Linked DNA regions of Homo sapiens: region 2 is linked to region 1. A link is a loop called in an ENCODE intact Hi-C map of the cell type or tissue named here. Cell type or tissue: heart right ventricle. All regions are shown on one strand.

The links. Hi-C counts contacts between places; a loop is a spot of excess contacts. Peaks named below come from ENCODE experiments on the same cell type or tissue, not always from the same donor. Only the 100,000 strongest peaks of a DNase experiment are listed, where the experiment ranks them.
Region 2: a loop joins it to region 1, with 4 times the contacts of the local background. A loop is called at or near these places in 22 of 110 quality-filtered maps.

Annotation. Positions count from the first base shown.
Region 1 is chr2:71,684,126-71,686,625 of GRCh38, forward strand. DYSF (dysferlin) reads left to right here. Exons shown (of 56, transcript NM_001130987.2): 56 at 2,329-2,500. The coding sequence ends at 2,367. Among named protein-coding and RNA genes, the nearest start is that of DYSF, 220 kb to the left of the region's middle. In heart right ventricle, no CTCF peak of the experiment used is centred here; a DNase peak (open chromatin) is centred at 1,538; H3K27ac peaks cover 1,379 bases.
Region 2 is chr2:71,797,498-71,799,997 of GRCh38, forward strand. No RefSeq gene overlaps it. Among named protein-coding and RNA genes, the nearest start is that of DYSF, 330 kb to the left of the region's middle. In heart right ventricle, CTCF peaks have their summits at 1,020 (motif pointing left) and 1,226; a DNase peak (open chromatin) is centred at 1,034.

The DNA of each region.
Region 1 (2,500 bases):
ATCAGCAAAATCTGACTGTGGTCCAGGGTAGATCTAGGTTGCAGGGACTCGAGGTGTGTACGATGTGGGAGGCCTCTTTAAGCCAAGGGAGACGAGATTACAAATATAAGCTGAGATACAGGACTGTGGAAGAGTGTGTGCACGTGTGGTGTCCTGCAGCATGAGCTGTTGCTGTGACCTGAGATCCGGGGTCAGGCCCCAGGACTTCTGCCTGGTGTCTCCTGCCCAGGGGGCACCCTTCCCAGCCTGCCTCAAGCTCCTCCTCCCATTCGGAGCCCAGCTGGCCAGTGTTCAGTTAGCCACAGAGACTCTAAGCACGTGTGTGCGTCTGGGAGGTAAGGGCGTGTTTTGGGGATGAGGGAGAAGAGGATGAGGCCTCATGCCACTGGGGAGTGCTCACTTCCCTGGGGAGACATTGAAACCAGAGAGTAAGGAAAAGTACTGTGGATGATCAAATGCTCTTTTGGGAGGCTCAGGCCGTGGGAGTTTAGGAAGAGAAGAGCTGCTGCAGACCCTCGCCCTTGGTGTAGTCGGAGGACTAGCAGCAGTAGCACCAGGGAACTCACTAGAAACTCAGAGTCCCCGGCCGGCCCCGGCCTGCTGAGGGGGAATCTGCATGTAGGCACATGATGGTTGGAGAAACCCTGTTGGATGTGACAGAGCTCTGTCGCTGGAGTCAGGATTATGGACTCTTCCTGTGACCTTGGCAAATCCCTCCTGCTCACATGAGGAAGGGGCTGCACTAGGTTAGCTCTGGCCTTCTGTGGCTGGGACTGTGCTTAGGGGAGCACTGTCATCTTCCCTGGCTGCTGTATATTAAGCCAAGCCTCCTTCTGAAAAGCCAAGGGGAGGGGAAAGGCAGGTCCAAAGTGGCATCACCACCACCCATGACATGCCTAAGCCCAGCCCCTGCCAGCTGCACCCTGCACTGCTAGGCTACTGGGCAGCAGATCTAGGCCTCCAGGGGCCTGGGGAAGGAGGCCCTGCTGCCTGGCTGGGAGAGGAAGGAAAGATTTCCAGTCACTTCCAGCCTGTGGTCCTTCCTCATCGCTGTGGGCAGAAGCAGAGTGGTACTGTGGGGGGCCTGGTCAGAGCTCCTCCCTGTCTCCTGTCCCCCCAGCAGCGGGCCACTCTCCTTTGAGTTCTTCTGGAAGTTGTCCTCTTTAAAATATGGACCCTGCTTCCCCTCTCCCAGGGCTGGTGTGGGGATGTCAGATCCTAGGTAAGGGGTCTAGGGATGAAGGGGGTGGCCTGGGCCTGAGGCTGCAGACTGGCTTTGCTCACAGGTCTTTGCTACAAGCTGAGCACATCCTGCCTCCTTCCACCCAAGTCACTCATTCATTTGGCCAGTACCAGATGATGAGGGCCGGGCCCTGGTGACCCTCACCTGGCTTTCAGGCCATGGGACAGAGGCTGCCTGCCCCAAGCCAGGGCCTAGTGGAGAGGGGCCCAAGGACAGGGCAGCTTCCTCCAGTTGGCCTAATCCCCTACCCTCTTGGAAATTCCCTTGGGAGGGGTATGAGGGGGCAGCCTGTCTGATTCCTCTCAGCTTCCCCCTCAGAGCCAGCCGGGAGCAGGGCCAGCGTGGGGAGGCAGGAGGCGTTTGGCGGGGAAGGAGGGCCGGCTCTGTTTCCAGAGTTGGCTTTCCCCAGCCGGCGCTGGGGAACATACTGTCCCAATTAGGAGCCCTGTATTGTGTTGTATGTGTTTTCATGGTTTTTGGGGGGAGAAGTGGGGAGGGGAGGATACTGTCAATCCTGCAGCAGGCAGGGCTCAATCAAGGGTGCCCTGTCTCTAGTGCTGGGCTGTGCCGTGGGTCATCCACGACAGCCCATCCCCAACTCTCTCTCTGCTTTCTGGACAGGGGTGTGATGACCCGTAAGCCCTGGGCTGCCATGTGGGGGAGGACCCTGGGCCCCACCTTCAGCACCTGTCTGATGGAAGAGGCCAGGTCCAGGGTGCTCAGAGTCCTCTGGGCAGTCAGCTGGAACCTGGAAATGGGCCTGGCTTGATGGGGGAGAAGACAGAGCAATTTGGGCAGCTTTGGCCCCCAGGTGGGAGGGTGCGGGTGGAGTTTCGGAGGGTATGGGTTTGCCTGATGGGCTGGAGCACTAGGCAGGGCGGAGTGTTGAGCCCCACATGGTATGGATGGCAAGTGGTGAGGGCGAGGCGTGGGCAGGTGGTTGAAGAGCCACGAGCGTCCTCTCCCAGCCTCTTGCCTGTTGGCAGCTTAGCCCCATCCTCTGAGCCCCAGGTCTGGGACAGCTGCTCTGGCTGTGCCTGCCCCAGTGGGATCACCATGGGTCCCTGTCTCCTCCCTCCCTCCAGAACTATGCTGCCATGAAGCTGGTGAAGCCCTTCAGCTGAGGACTCTCCTGCCCTGTAGAAGGGGCCGTGGGGTCCCCTCCAGCATGGGACTGGCCTGCCTCCTCCGCCCAGCTCGGCGAGCTCCTCCAGACCTCCTAGGCCTGATTGTCCTGCCAGGGTGGGCAGACAGACA
Region 2 (2,500 bases), 110 kb after region 1:
TGGCTTTGGGGACTCCATGTGGTCAGGGAGGCTCGCTTGCTCTGGAAAGTAGGTGGAGGCTGGAGGCCAGTACTCCCTGGGGAGAGGGTGCCTGTGTAACAGGAGCATCTGGCCCTTGAAAATGCTGAGCAGAGAAATGCTAGCAGTAGCGCCAGGTGCCAGCACTCAGGGTGGGATAGAGTTCTATTGTGGCCATAGAGTCCTGCCATGGGTAGAGCTTGCTGAGGGGGGACCAGATGCTGTTGGGACCCTGGGGCTGCCATCGACTGCCTTTAGCCTGTGCTGCTGCAGGGATGCAGTGTTTCTACCCCATAACCCATCTCAAAACCCCAGTCAGCAACCGGGCTCCTGAGAGGTGGGCACATCAGCTCTCTCAAGTGCCCCGGGAGAGTTTCCTGGCCTAAGATGGTGAGTGGCATGGGGCAGGGAACAGAGACTCTGCTGGGGAAGCCTCTGTCCCAGCGGGGAGATGCTGTCCCTGTCTTCAGAGAGGCCACTCTTTGGTTTATGATGTATTGACATATCATAACCCCTGGACTCCTTTGCCCAGGAATTAATGATTGTATTTCTATAATTCTTCAGTTATTTTAGGAAAATGTGAGCTGTTTCTTTAATTATCTACAAGGACTTGCCAACAGCTATTATACATTTGGCTAGATTGAGACTATGAATGAAACTTGTATTTGTCCCTAAAAGTCTCGGTTGGTTTTAGCCTTCACTGTCCCCTGGATGGCTGGTGGTGGAGTGCGACGTGTGCGGTCAGCTAATGGGGACACAGTGCTGATTTGCTTGGGCTGTGTCAACAGGATCTTGGAGCTGGGAGGACCCATGACAACTTTTTACATGATGAAGAAATTCCCCTGTTGGAAGACAACCCTTCCAGCCTCCATCGCATACCTGCTGTGATAGGGAGCTCACTGCCTGCTACTTGATCATAGGTTCTGTCACCTGCTCTAGGGCCACAGGTCAGGCCAGGGGTCACTGCAGGCTCTCTTCCAGAGGCAGCTCTCCCAGGGTCCCCCTGGTGGTCACTATGAAGCTGTGCGGCTCTCCTGGAGGGTTCCCTTGCAGCCCTCAAGTGGACAAAGGGCTCATCTTTCCTTGCCAGGGGCTCCCTTGTAAAGGCCCTTTGGCCAGCAAAGGCCCCTGGGTTAGAGTTTCCTTGTGCCGCCCACCAGGCAGAAGGTCAAAGGTCTTGGCCAAGGCCCACTGTCCTCTCCCTGCAGTGACCTTCTTTGAGCACCTCTTCCTGAACATTCTCACGCCACCCTGCCAAGTCCTGGCACATACAGGACCAGACAGTAGAGTTCAGGCTGTCCCTGAGACTGCTGAAATGCCCCTTCTCCTTCACCAAGGACCAGGGGAGAAAAAGGGACCATGGACTGGAGACAGACAGCGGGAAGGGCGGGGAGCCAGGCGATGTCATCAATGCCTGCTGTCAGGCTGGGGCCCTGCTGTCATCTAACCTGCCCGGGGCTGATGTGTCCTGGTCACTGTTAGTCCATGGGAGAAGGACCCTTATCATGGCTGGGAGACCAGGAGAAGGGGTGCAGCTCCCCTTGTGTCTTGGATTGGAACATGATTGCCAATAGGTGGCCCCAGTGGTGATGAGGGCTGTGAAGGAGGGTCCTCCATCTTTCCTGCCACCAGCCGCACCACCATGGCTACCTTCACCGCCTTTCCAGCCAAAGCCTTTCAAAGCCATGTCTTGGTGGGTAGAACTGGATGGGGCTCTAGGCTGTGACTTTAAATGAGAATCACTAAACTGTTGGAGATAATGGAAGGGAAGTGAGGGGCCAGTGGGGACAGGCCAGCCCTTGGGTCCATGAGACCAGTGCACTGTAGCCAAGAGTCTGAAGCCTGGCCCACATCCTCAGCCCTGGGAACATAGGAATGGCCTCAAGACCCCTGCTCAAGTCCTATGTTCTCTCCCACCAGGGACAACTGGCCATGTGGGCTTGTCTCATGGCCCCTGCATGTAATAGCTCCATTCAGTTTGGGCTTTTCATTCTTAAGTAGCACCACAGTGGGAAGTCTCTGGGCCTGTCCAGCTACTTTACACGGCCTCCCCCAGCTGGAGTTGAAACCTATGCCTCCAAGTCCTTCCTGCACCCCTTGGGGTTTCCTCTTCAGCCCTCTAGCAAATAACTATTCCAACAAAAACCTTCACAGCTCCCCAAGAACTTGCCATAATTTATAGGCACAAGGCAGTCCAAATCCATATGGAGAAAAGTAACATTCCTCCCCAAGAAGCAGCCCAGCCAGCCGAGAGTGGGAGAGAGAGAGAGAGACTGCTAAAAGATATACCTGTGTATTAAAAGAACTGGGGACTGAGGACTGGGGACAGACAATGGGAAGGCAGGAAGTGAGGCAATGTCACCTCACAGCTTTTAGTCCAAGGGTGACCAGCTGCCTTCAAAGGATGCCTTGGGACAAAATATGGCTGCCAGGTTTCATTTGTCCAAATGGTGGTTTTCCTAGAACAAAGGGACTTTTTTTT